Linked DNA regions of Mus musculus: region 2 is linked to region 1. Evidence: chromatin contacts called from ENCODE POLR2A ChIA-PET data. All regions are on one chromosome and are shown on one strand. The core of a region is the stretch at or near the end of the contact, and the rest is flanking DNA. Distances in the headings are between cores, read along the strand shown.

Evidence for each region. ChIA-PET counts read pairs that join two places held with the same protein, here RNA polymerase II (POLR2A).
Region 2: POLR2A ChIA-PET joins it to region 1 with 10 read pairs in embryonic stem cell. The contact joins the promoter of D730003I15Rik here to the promoter of Flvcr1 in region 1. POLR2A ChIA-PET finds 5 or more read pairs at or near these places in 3 of 5 experiments (Patski and embryonic stem cell).

What each region holds. Positions count from the first base shown.
Region 1 is chr1:191,022,428-191,029,942 of GRCm38, forward strand. It overlaps Flvcr1 (feline leukemia virus subgroup C cellular receptor 1), which reads right to left and starts at 3,763. Exons shown (of 10, transcript NM_001081259.1): 1 at 2,950-3,763. The coding sequence starts at 3,666. A230020J21Rik (RIKEN cDNA A230020J21 gene) reads left to right here and starts at 2,924. Exons shown (of 2, transcript NR_027298.1): 1 at 2,924-4,142; 2 at 6,925-7,354.
Region 2 is chr1:191,220,347-191,227,861 of GRCm38, forward strand. It overlaps D730003I15Rik (RIKEN cDNA D730003I15 gene), which reads left to right and starts at 4,108. Exons shown (of 2, transcript NR_151547.1): 1 at 4,108-4,196; 2 at 4,863-5,341.

The sequences.
Region 1 (7,515 bases), core at 2,513-5,012:
ATCCCCAAAAGAATAAGGTGAAGAGTGAGAGAAGGCATCCAAAATTCTCCTCCGTCTTTCAAGTGTGCACTCATGCAACCACCTCTGTCCTACATGTATACCTGAATACTTGCACACACGTGAAGAGATTCCAAGAAGAAGGAGAAGGCAGGTCGATGAGTGATTACAAAGGAATGTGGAAAACTCTGGGGAGAGGGAATGAAAACTAAGCAGTCATGAGCATAGAAGCGTGTATTTGTAAATATGTAAATAATAAGCGTGAGACCGTGATGCTGCGTGGAGAGATGAAAGTGATGCTGTAAGGAACAGTGGGAGATGGCTTAGCACTAACCGCACCGACTGCTCTTCCAGAGGTCCTGAGTTCAAGTCCCAGCAACCACATGGTGGCTCACAACCATCTGTAATGGGAATCTGATGCCCTCTTCTGGGGTGTCTGAAAGAGCGACAGTGTACTCACATAAAATAAATAAATCTTGTGCCGGGCATGGTGGCGCACGCCTTTAATCCCAGTACTCGGGAGGCAGAGGCAGGCAGATTTCTGAGTTCGAGGATAGCTTGGTCTACAAAGTGAGCTCCACGACAGCCAGAGCGATAAAGAGAAACCCTGTCTCAAAAAACATAAATAAATAAATAAATAAATAAATAAATAAATAGATAGATAGATAGATAAATCAAGAGAGAAAGAAAGAAAGAAAGAAAGAAAGAAAGAAAGAAAGAAAGAAAGAAAGAAAAAAGAAAGGAAGGAAGGAAGGAAGGAAGGAAGGAAGGAAGGAAGGAAGGAAGAGCTGGAGAACTCTACGTGGAATCAAGAAAGTTGTTCTGCATTAAAAATGAACCTGAAGAGAGCTTAGTGGTAGTATGTATGCAATTACATAATCTGAACAGGAAGAGTATCGTAAGCAAAGGGAACCAATGTTTCTGCAGAGGCCCTTGTGCAATTGCAAGTCTGGCATTGTTTAAGAAACCAAAGAAGTCACATTAGAAAGATTTGTAACTCACAGTAAACACTTCACATTAAGTATTTTGAGAAGCACTGGCAAGCTTAAAGGGCCTGTATTTTCAAAGGTTCTTTCTAGAGACCTGAAAGTTAGAAGCCACCATTCAGGAACCAGACACACTTACATGAACAAGATCTATTATTACTTTGGGAAAATTACTTCATTCCTTAAAGTCTCAATTTTCCTATTTATTGAATGCAGAAAATAATAGTTTCTAAACTTATAATACCAAGTTAAATGATACATGCACACAAATCACAAGCTTAGTGACTGCGTGCTGCTGCTGAATATTATTATGCATGATCATTCCATAAATGAAGCTGAAAATGTGTTTTGGTGATATTGAACAACTGTACAGTTATAGAGGTCAAGAAAGGAGTGAGACTACCTCAAGTGAATATAGGAAGCTCCAGATATGTGCTGAGAAGAGCGAAGTCCACCTATAAGTAAATATTTCCACTTATTATCCATAAAATTAATACTTCATAAATATGGAGTTGATATTTTTGTTATGCTTAATGAAGCATTTACCTCGAAAACAATTCAGAACCAAAAAAATACCTTTTAAAAAACATCTGCTATCTAAACATAAAGAAACAACCGGGGGCTGGTGAGATGGCTCAGTGGGTAAGAGCACCCGACTGCTCTTCCGAAGGTCCAGAGTTCAAATCCCAGCAACCACATGGTGGCTCATAACCATCCGTAACAAGATCTGACTCCCTCTTCTGGTGTGTCTGAAGACAGCTACAGTGTACTTACATATAATAATAAATAAATCTTAAAAAAAAAAAAAGAAACAACCAATCAATGTATCAGTAATAAATTGTTTTTGATACATAGCAATTAAGTGACTTAGAAAAAGAAAGTAACTAATAAAATAGGCACACATATTTAGTCTCTTGGGGTATTTTAAACCATGATCTTGACCCAAGTGAGACTTGAAGTAAGAAAGTAACATTTTCTAGTTACATGGCGGCAGGTAACAATATATGTATAGAAAGGATTATAGATTTTTTTTTTAAACTAGATTTCCTTCAACTGAATGAATACTAAGCATCTTTTAAAATGTGACATTTACAGTGGTGACAAAAACATCAGGTGTCACAAGTGCCCTCTAGCAAAATTTTAAGTTACAATAACAAGCCTAAAATTAACAAATGCAAACATAATATTGTGGTGACTCATGGTGGTGTTTGGGAGCCTGAAGCAAGATTGTCAAGTTTGAGGCCAGCCAGGGGGACACTGTGATTTCCAGACCAGCCTGCCCTACACAGTGGAAGAGACCGTTTTAAATAAATAAATCACATACAAAAACCTTTTACCTACTATTATTTCTGTTATTCTAGTGGCATTTGAATTTATGATGGTAGAAAAAAACAAGATCATTTCTTAAGGAAGCCTTGACTTATCCCACTAACCATTCTTGATCAGTGATTTGCCTTCCACTGTCTCACGGTTAAGAACTAATAGCTGGACTCAGTAATACTGCCAAGTCTTTATCACCGGAGCATTTATTGAACATTCACTTATACGTGACCAGTAGGTGCCAAGCTGGGCTGACTACTAATACTAATACAATTAAATCAGGGCTGTTCCAAGGACATTTAACATGGAAACAAACTTTCCAGATCTCAAGACCTTTCTTCTGCAGTGGCGACAAAAACACCTGAGATCTCTTTTACCGCCAGTTTCCAAGCGTGCCCGTGTGTGCGCCTGTGTGTAGGCCAGAGGGCAACCTCGGTGTCCTTTCTCAGGAGCTGTCCTCCTCACCTGTCAGTGCTGGCTGGGAATACACCCTGGAGCCACCGTGCCAGGCTTTTCTCGTGGTGCTGGAGCCCAGTCTTCACGCTTCTATAGTATGCACTTTACCCACAGACCGTTGCCCCAGCCCGGCCTATGACTTCCTACCAGCCTGAAAGGATCCCAGTTATCTAGACGTTCCAGTCTTTACCTGATTGCCCAGCACTGCTGTGGCACAAGCCGTCGACACCTCCTTGGGTCCAAACCATACCGAGGCGACGGGGGAGGGCAAGCCCAGGATGAAGACCTGGGCCACGGAGCACAGGATCTGCCCCAGCATGGTGACCCAGAAGAGGTGCCGCTGCACGCTGCCGCACTTGACCCAGGCTCCCAGGCAGTTGAGGCCGGAGCCCAGCAGCGCCGTGAGCCGCAGGCCTCGCGTGTCCAGCAGCCAGGTGGCCGGGAAGATGAGGGGCACGTAGGCCACCATGTACACCATGGACAGCCAGTTGATGTGCAGCGGCGACACCTCGTAGAAGTCCTCGAACACGTTGCTGATGCTGCTGTACTGGATCCACTGGAAGGCGTTCACCAGCGAGTAAAGGCTGAAGATGAGCAGCACCACGAAGCGCCTCGGCGACAGCGCTGTGCGCGGGGGACACGCGGGGCATGGGACGTCCTCCCCGTCGCCCGCGGGCAACAGCCGGGCCTGGGTCTCCTCCTCCGCCGCTATCAGGGCTTGCGGCCCGCCCTGGGCTCCCGCGATCAGCGGGCCGAGCCCGGGGCCTCCGTTCAGCGCCTCAGGCCCGTTTTGCGGTACCAAGCGCGCCTCCCCGTCCGGGGCGCCCTTGGGCACTGGAAGGTATCCCTTCCCCAGCGGGTGCCCGGGCGCCACGGCCGGCCCCACCTCGTCATCGGGCCGCGCCATGCCTCCCGGCTCCCCGCCCCGCCGCCCCTTAGTGCTCCTCGCCGGCTCCTAGGTCCCACCCGGTTCAGCGCGCTCGCCTGCGCCGCTTGCTGACTAAGTGAAGCAGAGCTCACCGCGCCTGGCTCTTGCCGGCAGTCCCCGCCCCCAGGGCATCTCGTATCGCGTAGTGCGACCCTCCATCCAATCATTGAGCGTTTCGGAAGTCCAGAAAACCAATCGGGGAGTTGCCGAGAAGAGGGGCGGGGTCAAGCTTGTGAAGATGTAAGAGGAGCCCAAGGCAGGCGTTCTCTACGCTGTGGTTTGCTGGAGCTGCCAGGCCTTTCTCTGCGCTCGCTCCGCAGCGTTTAGCCTCAGGTTATCTTGGAAGGAGAGCGCCAGAAAGCATTTCCGTCCGCCCAAAGAAAGAGGCTTCCTCAGAAGCAGGCCTTTGCGTTGATTGAGCTGAGCGGCTCCATCCACGCAGAGGACTGAAGGAGGTAATGGACAGGTGCAGCCCCTGCCTGCCTCCTGTACCCCACCAGTAACCAAAGTCTGTGCATAAGCTAACCGTGTACTTGCACATCCCGGGACCGGATGAGGGCAGAGCTCCGGAAGCATCAGGGTCCTACTGGGCCTTAGACAAAGTCAGCCTGCTACCCTTTGGGAAGCTGTGCGTGCAAACACGGGGTGCCAGGACTTAAGATTTACTCACTCTCTCTCCCTCTGATCCTCCTTTTTAGACAGGGTGTCACCCGGGACTCTGTAGGCAGGTTGACCCGAATTCATGGAAATCCACCTATCTCTGCTTCCTGAGTGTTGGAATGACTCTGGCGCTAATGAGCTCACAGTGGCTGCAGGGGACCTGCAGAAGACCAAGCCCATAAACCTTTAGTCATGGGGAGATAGGAGAACTATTAACAGTTTGAGGGTGCAGAGGGACAAGGCATTGTCTATGGTGATACAGCCGCTGGGGAGTTCCCCATGCTGTGAATAGCTCCACAAAGTATTTTGTAAATTAATTCATTTCTTTAGGAAAAGTGAGGCTCGTATAGAGCGAGACTGTTCAGGGGGTAACGTCTCTTTCTGACAACCCGGCAAACCTGAGTTCAGTTCTTCAGCACCCGCAGAGTTGTTCTCTGACCATCACACAGGTGCCCTCCCCAACAAACACACTATGTTAAGAAAAGAAGGGAAACCCTGTAAGTTCTTCCCAGCACGGCTTTGTAGATGTTCCTTTGGAGGTTGTTTTAGATTATTGAGTAACTGAATTAGATTATTGAGTCTCTGAAAAAAAAAAAAAAACTAAATGAGGAACCCAATGGACTTAATCTGCGCTCAAAACGTTTATTTTGTGAATTTATAAAAATATGAATTGTGTTTTTAATGCTCAACAAAATTTATCTTAAGTATTCAGAGATGTTAATGGTCTCATGGACTGTGGAGCCTGTGAAGGCTCCTAAACAAACAAATAAACAAACAAACATGCTCAAGCTGAGCACACGCCTGTAGTCCCAGTTATTTGGAGGCGAAGGCAGAAGAATCATCCAGGCCCACAGATTTAAAGGGAACCTGGCAGCCTGGCCAACAAAACAGGATTGCATTGGAGACTTTTGTTTACTTGTTTTTCTTTTACTTATTTTTGTTTTGTTTTCCATATGGAATCTCAAATAACCTAGACTGGCCTTAAACTAAGGAGCTCACTATGGAGCAGAGAATAACCTTGAACTCCTGCTCCTCCTGCCTCAGCCTCCCAAGTACTGAGATTGCAGGCATGTGCCATCAGGTTCAGTGTTAGGCAGTGTTGAAGGCAAACCCAAGACTTCTTGCATACCAGAGAGCCACTCTGCCGCCTGAGCTACATCTCCAGCCCAAACTGTTTTAAAAACACAAATGTTCAGAAAGGGGAGCCAGGGGTCGAATGTTGGGTACCTTTCTGTCCTTGCCCAGTCATTTAGATTACTTGCAAATTGACTCCCTTTCAAAAGTCCCAAACTGGAAAAATATAGTAGATATTATTTCCCTATAATCTGGTGAGAATTGGAGATCATCTCTTACCAGATCTGACAGATAACCTCTTCCCTGCATGGAATCAGGGGTTCTTGTTTGTTTAGGCTCCTTGTGCTTAAAGGGCATTTGTCCTCTCTTTTGTTAACAAGAAGAGTTGGTTGACAACAACTCCCGAGGTTTCTGGAATGGTCGATCAGCTCTGATTTTCCCTGCAGATGTTTATGTTACTCTTGCTCTCCTTCTCATGTGCCCTTCTTGCACATGACAGAGTTCTGTTTATAACACTGTAACCATACACAAAGTCTATTTATTACCTAGGGAGTCTGTGGGAGAGGAAAAGGACATCATAACTAAGGAGGGGCTATGTGGGTGATATATATATATATACATGACATATTAAATATATATGTGTGTGATATGTTGTATATATTATATTATGTATTTTTTAAAGATTTATTTATTTTATATGAGTACACTGTTACTCTCTTCAGAGACACCAGAAGAGGGCATTGGATGTCATTACAGATGGTGTGAGCCACCATGTGGTTGCTGGGAATTGAACTCAGGACCTCTGGAAGAGCAATCAGTGCTCCTAACCTCTGAGCCATCTCTCCAGCCCCATATTATGTATTTTTATTTTGTTTTATTTTCCCCCAGACAGGGTCCCTCTACGTAGCCCTGACTATCCTGAAATTCCCCATAAGGATCAGGCTAGCCCCAAACTCACAGAGATCCTTCTACTTCTGCCTTCTGAGTGCAGGGATTAAAGGCATGTACCACCATGAGTGGCCATGTGGACCTAAAATCTACCTTTAGTTTTTACTAGCTGTGTGACCTTGAGCACTTAACATAGCTGTGTTGTAATAGGATGTCAGGATCCTTTCTGGGACTACTGTAATGATTAAAGGATTGAACAATGCTTGGTACGTGGTATGCTTTCTCGGTTTGTTTAGTAATCTAGTGTGGGGTGGTAAATACAAAGCTTCAAAGGCTAGGGTTCAGATCCAAGCTCTTGCATCCCCCCCCCCCTCGTGTGTGTGTGTGTGTGTGTGTGTGTGTGTGTGTGTGTGTGTGCACGTATGTGTCTGTAGCTATAAGATGAGGATAGTGCAGACATTGTTGTGAGAAATAAAAAGTAAGTAGCTAGCACACATTCTAGGAGGGTCTGACCTCTTCCTGTATTAATAATATTAAGTACATGTTATCACCTTGTTATCTGCTCACATCTTACTTAGTGTTTCTCCTGTCTCATTCTTTTTTTTATTAATTTAGGCCTAAGCCTGCTTGGATTGTCACACAATTGTTCACACCAAGTACTTTCAATCTGAACTTACAATGGCAGAGCCCATACCTAAAGGGTGTCTTCAGTATACTCCTGAAGAGAAGCACCTACGGACTTCTGTAACAAGCTCCTTGCATAGCAAGGATACCTTTCTTTCACCAGAGGCAGTCAACAGTTGGATAGGACACCGATTTCCTTACTTGGACAGCTACATGGTTGCTGCCGTCATCCCCGACAAGATTAACAAACTGGTCTGACAGGGATCTTGTGGATATGATTCCTGAATTCCACGGAATTCTTAGAAAGCTGAGCCATGCGGTGTTTGAGATTTCTCCTGATGTTGTTGCCCTATGAAAAGTAAAATAGATCCATTTAAGGGAAGAACTAGATACAATTCATACACCTGTTTCACAAAGCTCCATAAAAAATGAGTACAGAAAAAGAAAAAAAAAAAACTCAGCAATGTCTCTTTGTAGTTTTGATTAACTTCCTCAACCTTGAATTTTCTCTCTTGGGGTAGATACTTATTAACCAGTGTGTGTTTGGGTGTAGAGTATAACATGAACCTTAATCTCTGTTAG
Region 2 (7,515 bases), core at 2,858-5,357, 200 kb after region 1:
GAACATGCTTTCCATCCCAGCATGTGGGAGGCTGAGGCAGGAGAATAGTGAGTTACAGACTACTCAGAGCTATATAGTGAAGGCTGTCTTAGATCTTGACACCCCAATAAAGAAAATTTCAGCCTTAAGTTCTCTCCCCAGCATGGCAGTGTTGGAGGCATGGGTGTGTATATATTACACAGAGTTTCCCTGCATAGGTCCTGGTAACTTAAAACTCATTATGTACTCTAGACTGGGCCAGAACCCACTACAATAATCCTCCTGCCTCGGCCTCCTCAGAACTGGAAGCACAAATGAGAGCCACCATATCAAGTTGGAGCAAACCCTTTCTTTGGGGTGTGATAAGTAGGTTAGGGCGGCAGAGCAAGTCCCTGCTGATGGGATTAGTGTTCTCATGAAAAGAAGACACAGACAGCCTAACTTCCATGGACACACGCCAAGAAAAGGTCATATGACGAGTCAACAAGAAGGCAGCCATGAACGAGGGAGCTGGTCCCCACCAGCACTTGCAGCTCCTGCACCTTGGACATGGACTCTCCAGACTCCAGAACCGTGAGAAACAAACACATGCTGTGCGTGCCACTTGCTTCATGGTGACTTGTGAAAGAGACCTGTCCTCTATACCACGACCAAAAGCAACTTGGGAAGGAATGGGTTTAGTTATGTCTACAGGTTGTATATACTCCCTCTCTGAGGGATGCCCAGGCATGAGCTTGAAGCAGAACCCAAGAGGAAGATTGCTTACTGGTCTGCTGACTTACTTTATGCTAATTTTCTTATACAGCCCAGGCACAGCTGACTAGGCACGGTGCTGCCCACCGTGGCCCAGGCCCTCTCACACCAATGATGGAACAAGACAATTCCCCACAGATAAGGCCATAAGGCAATCCGATTGAGGCAACTCTTTACTTGAGGTTCCCTCACTCCAGGTGCTTCTAGGTTGGGTCAAGTTGACAATAAAAACAGACCTAGCTACCACAAGCCTCTACCACATGTGACCAGAGAGACCAAGGAGCTCAGAGCTTTGAGAATTCAGAAGCTGTTTACACACATTTGTGCAGAGTTCTCTCCTCACAGCTCCTGCCTCCACCAATGCCTGTTTGAAGGTGAGGATAGATGTGGGCAGAGAAGGAAGATATTAACTGTAAGAAGTCTCTGAGCTCCTCTCTGGGCCAGTGAGGTAGCTCAGCGGGTGAAGGGGCTTGCCTCTAAGCCTGCAGATCTGAGATCAGTTCCTATCATTGGTGTGGTAGAAGGACAAACCTGACCTTTACAAGTTGTCCTCTGATCCCTACAAACATGATAACCGCAAATAAATGTACTAAATCATTATCATTCAATTACAATTATTATTTTATGTGTAACAGTTATAGAGTTTCTGTTATTATTATTATTATAGCAAACCCCTCACCCTTCATTTTAAGACATAAACTCTTACATAAATGGTGAAGCTACTTAATGCCTGAATAGACTGGATAGGCTGCAATATAAATAAAGAAAGTTTCTAATAAATTACTAGGGGTGCAGATGTCCAAGTTATACAGGGAGGTAGGAATAAGCACGGTGCACTTCTGACCTGTGAGAAGGACGACCTGATCCTACCCAGCTATCTTAGGAGCGTTGTGTGAAACAGGAGTACTCTAGGACAGGGCTCATGGCTCACAAGCACACGGCTCGAGAATTACCATGGAGTCCAGCTCAGCCAGTGACTTCTGAGTTTCACCATGCTGGATCCAGGGAGTGCTGTTGACTCTTGGGTCCTGGGCCATACTCTCCACTCCTGTGGGAGAGTGTGCCTACTGCTCAGGTCTGCAGTGTGCCTGGTGCTTTGTGTCACCAAGTGAGTCACCCATGTGGTTGGGAATGGTCCAAGGACTCCTGCTCTTTGCCTGCTGGGGCTGTTTGCCGGAGAGCACAATCCTTCCACATTAGTGGTGGTGTTTGCGTTTATGACTCGTCCTGACATTTAATGGAGTGGAGCTTCTGGGGTGGGGAGTGAGAGCTGGAAGCTCAGAAAATCAAACGCTGCTATGATGACACCAGATCTCAGTTACTGCAGATTTAAAAACAGCAGTGGACCTCATAGTGCCATTCTGTGGGGAAAATCACCCTCTGGGTCACCTGTCTGGAAGTTGGGTGGAAGAGAGAAGATGGGAGAGATGGCAGTCCCCAGAACCCTTTCTCGAGTTCTTCCTATGTTCACGCCACGACGTTTTATGTCACATATCTGACCTCTGACAGTTTGCAGGCTCATTCGTACCCATTGCCCTACCTGGGTCTTTTTTTTTTTAAGTTGTTTTTCTGATCCCCCCCCTTTTTAATTATTTTCTTTTGTTAACATACAAAGAAATGGGTTCCATTGTGATGTGTTTATACACAGGCCCTAATACTTTCTTATTCTCCTCTTGACTGCCCTCTAAGCCTCATACCACTTACTGCTCCTCCTTCCCCTCAAACAGTCCTTCCTTCTGCACCCAGTTCTGCCTTCTTTCCTCTCCGGCTGCTTTGACTGCACTTCATCCCGAGCTCCTCCCCTTTTTGATTTAGAAGTTTAGGTTATATGTGTCTATGTCCGTATAGGTAGGTATGTGCAGGAGTGCAGTGTCTCCAGAGGCCAGAGGGTGTTGGATCCCTAGTATCTGTAAGGAGCTAATGTGCTGGAAATTGACTCTAGTCCTCTGCAGGAGCAGGTCTTTCTTGTAACTGCGGAGCCATGTCTCCAGCCTCCATAGTGTCCTCTCTGCTTTCATGTCACACATATACATGCATATACAGATTTAAATCTAGATTCTGCATATGACAGAAAGCATGCTATACTTTCCCCAAGTGTGGCTTAGGTCACTTAACACAATGATTTCCAGTTCCATCCATTTTTCCTACAGCAATTTTCATTCTTTGCTAGCAAAATTCAATTGCTGGGGCCAGAAGATGGCTCAGCAGATAAAGACTTCAATAATCCTCAGACCCGGAGTTCATTCCCTACAACCTACCTGGTGGAAGGAACGAACCAACCTGCTCTCTGATCTCCACAGATACACTGTAGCACTTGCTCCCATACTCACCCACATACATGTAAATAAATAATTTTTAAAATCCCATACATGTATACATATAGAACGCATGTTCTTTAACCATGTATCTGTTGATTGCCATCTGGGTTAGTTCTTTATTTAGCTATTGTGAATAGTGCAGCAATAAACTTGGGTGTATTGGTGTCTTTGTGATGTGCTGACTTAGAATTCCTCCGGATTTATCAATTTGTATGTGTGCGCGTGCATGTGCTTGTGCACGCGAACTGCTTAAGACCCTCTATTCCTCACAGGCCACAAGATCTCAGGCAGGTGATCTCCCCTGAATGAAAGTAAGAAAGCTCACTGCAGGTGCCTGCACCAAGAAGTGGCTGCCCTGCAGTCTTTTCCTGGGCACCTGGGGCTGCCTGGGCTTTCTCCATCTCCTGGTGGGCACAAAGATGTTTGACCACAGACTCCACGTATCGGAGCAAAACCGAAATCACAGAAGCATGATGGACAGGAGACAGGGCAGGTCACACAGGTATGGAGACTAAGGACAGGAATGGTTAGCTTCTAAATGTCCACGCTGAGGACTTCCCGTGTGTCTGGCGTGAGTAGCCAGAAGACGGACTGTGACCACCTGCCATTGTCCCACTGGGCTCCCTTCCCACAGTGCGACCTCTCCGAAACTGTTCTTGGCATGACCGTGACCACAGTGGATGGCTCAGGACTGAGAAGCAAGGCCTGCCTCGGGCAGCTCTGGCCCTAATGGGCCAGCCCAGGTCTCTTAAGCACAGCCTCTCCAGTTCCAGAAAACTCATGGGTAGGCTCCACAGGGCTGGGCCCTAGGTCAGCCAAACTTTAGCACGAAAAAAATGAAAATTCTGGAGCCAGCCCTATGGCAATGATTAAGAGCTTGACGATGGTCAGCTCTGTGACCTGGACAGCATACTTTTTGTTTGAGGTGACCGAACGGGTGCAGTGCGAGCTACGGCCCCTTTAAGACAGCGAAACTCGAACTTTCTATCCCGGCTTCTCGGCAGCGCGCTTACGTCACAGCGTTCTCCGTGAAGGGGCGGGGCTGATGACTCACGCAGTCGGGCCTCCGCCCTTCCGGGCCGCGCGCACGTGAGCGCGCCGCTCCGCCTGTCTAATTTTAGCTCTGAGGTGTCAGGGTCGTGCGAGGTGAGGCGGCGGGGTCGCAACGGGCTCGGGTGGGGTCCTCACGTGACTCCGTGAGGCGGCATGCTCAGGTGGGGGTTCCCCTCAGGACTGGGGGGCCGGAGTCACGTGAGGTGAGGCGGGTCGTGATGGGTTTGGGTAAGGGTCCCCTCGCGACGAGGATGGGGTTGCATGAGGTGAGGCGGCAAGCCCTGGTCCTCTTGGTGAGCGGGGTCTTCAGGTCACGTGAAGTGACTGCACAAGGTCTCCACAGCTCGGACACGGGACCCCTCAGGAGTGGGTCGCCAGGTTCATCTGAGGTGAGGCGTTGTGTGGGGTGTCCTCTCCGGGTCACGTAGGTGCACCCGTGGGGTCAGTCGGCAGAGCCCGGGGCAGCTGAGCCCGACTGTGTGGACAGCCCTTGCACTGCAGGTCCAGAGCGATGTCAGTCAGAGAGGTGTGGCATCTGGGTCTGTGGGCCACACCTCTTTCAACCGAAGCAAGTTCTAGAAAGTCCCCTGGTGGGTGAAACTTATCAGAGTTCAAGTTTAGGTAGTGTTGGGTTGTAATGAAAACTTGTGAAGAGCGAGAGTAAACGTGGTGGCTGACCCTGCGACCAGCTGAGGAGACCCTGGCCCGGGGTCTTACTAAGGGGCTTCCGATCTCTGTATCTTCCCTGCTGAACTCAAGATGGTTTCCTGCATGTCTGTGAGGAGTGGAGGAGGACATGTCTGTCATCCAGAGTAACCGGGTCAAGGATGTGTGGTTAGATTGGAAAGGAAGACATCTGCTTGCATCAGCTCAACTTTGAAGACAGGGGGTGCACTGACCCCCACCCTCTCTCCCATCTCACATGAGGATGACCAGAGAGGGTTGGTGTTCGAGATTTGCCATAATGTGTGGGATCAGGAACCAGATAAAAGTTTAGTGTTGAAGAAATGAATGCCAGGCACCTTGTAAAATTGGCACCGCAGCCCTGTCATCAGAAAGTGAGCTGTTCTTTTGACACACAGAGTTGTTTGCCATGTCACAGTGACCTGCATTCTGTTAGTGAGGGAGCCTCAGGTTTCACATGGGTTGTCTCTGTATAAGCTGTAAAATGATAGCCTCTGGCCTTTATGGTATTGGGAAACTTGAAGTGTTTAATGATAAAAGTGGTTTCTAATGGTTGAGTGCTTCAGTTTCTTCTTTCCAACCCCCTATCCCCACTTTTTAAAAGAAAGGTTAATCGTGGAGAATGTGACAAGAATGAGAGAATCTGGTGTGTTCTTTCGTTTGCATTCCAAAAATAAATACAACCCTTCTGAGTTCATATGCAAACATGGATGTGCAAACATTTTAGAACTTTAGTCCCTGTAATTATCCACCTCTAACCAGTTTAAAGGACCTGAAGGTTGGGCTGGAAAGATGACTTAGCAGTTAAGAGCACTGGCTGCTCTTCCAGAGGACCACATGGCAACTCACAGCTGTCTGTAACCCCTGTTCCAGGGGACCAACTCCCTCATACATGCAGGCAAAACACAATGTACATAAAATAAAAATATTAGAAAAGACTTGAAGATTAAAATCCAGTATTGGCATTTTATATAGCAATAGCTGGCTCTTGACCAGTGTTTCAACCTTTCTAATGTCGTGACCCTTTAATACAGATTGTGGTGTTGTAACCCCCACCATAAAATTATTTTTGTTGGTCGTTCATAACTAATTTTGCTACTGGTATGATTCATGATGTAAATATATGATTTGCAAGATATCTAATATGCAACCCCTGGAAGGGTAGTTCAACCCCCAAAGGGGTCTTAACTCCCAGGTTGAGAACCACTGCTCTTGATCCTATTTTTTTTCTTTTTTTTAATTAGGTATTTTCTTCATTTACATTTCCAATGCTATCCCAAAAGTCCCCCATACCCTCCTCCCCACTCCCCTCCCCCCAACTTGATCCTATTTTTTATGCATGCTATTGAGAATTAAACCAAGGGCTTCATTGTATTCTACACTAAATTGTACCTTGAGCTGCCTTTTTATTATTTTATTATTTATCTCAGTTTTATTGTTGAGAAACTCTTTTACATTTAGGAGCTAAATGTGGTTTCCATCAAAACTGTAAGGTATTCAAGGGAGTTTAGAGGACACCAATCCTTCCATTCACTGTACAAGTAAGGAAACAGACTCAGGAGACAGATAGCTTGTTGGTAATCATGTGCCTAGTTACTACCAAAACCAGGTCTGTGCCCAGCTGCTCAGTGCTGTACTTATTTCCATGTGCTATGCTCTGATGGCCAGGTCATTGAGCCATGGAGAATGTACGTTCCTCATGACAGAGTTCAGATGCACAGCACTTGGTAGGCAGAGGTAGGAGCGTCTCTAACAACAAAATGAAAAGCACATTAGTCAAGTAAGGGCCTATTTAAATCTAATAGGATTTTTTTTTTCTGTTTCTCTTCTTTAAAAAAAATCTAATGATTCTATTTAGAAGTTTCACTCTGTGTTCTCAAATCATACATTAGGCAGTCTCTAAAATATAATCAGTGAGGAACAACTCAGCCAGAGCATATCTTAATCATCTTCTGTCACTCACCTTTATAAAACAGTTGTAGGCACATTATAATCCTTTTCAATAAAATGTTCAAGTGCATTATAGCATTTATATTGGAGCATAACTTCTCCATTTTTAGTCAGGTCTTCCTAGGTAGCCCAGGCTGGCCTCTTAACTAGTGATCCTCTTGCCCCAACCTCCAGAGTGTTAGAATTATAAGCCTGCGCAGAAAATTCGTTTTGAAATCTAATCTAGAGTGAAATGCTTTTCAGCTATTTATACTTGGAAATATGGGACAACTAGATAGTCTTTAGTGACAAAGATGGGAACAGAAAATTCCTAGCCAGAAAAAATGTCTCATACTTGTAATGTGGAGGTGGAGGCAGAAGGATCAGGGGTCAGGGTCATCCTCAGCTACATAGCCATTTTGAGAATAGACTGGGCTACATGAGGGCTCTGTGTGTGTGTGTGTGTGTGTGTGTGTGTGTGTGTGTGTGTATGTATGTAGGTATGTGTGTGTTTGTGTGTATGTGTGTGTGTATGTGTGTTTTAACGAGGATGGGAAGAGACTGGGGTAGTGGCTCAGTGAGTTAAAGGTGCTTGCCATGCAAACATGATGACCGACCAGCTCAATCTCAGATCCTTCTGTGGTGGGAGAGAACCAACTCTTCCAGGTTGCCCTCCAACCTTCATGTGCACTCACACAGAGTAATACTTTTTTAATGCTAAGCATGGATTATATAAGGAACCAAAACAAGAAAACATACCAAAAGTGGAACATAGGTCAAAGCCAATAGAGGAGTGAAG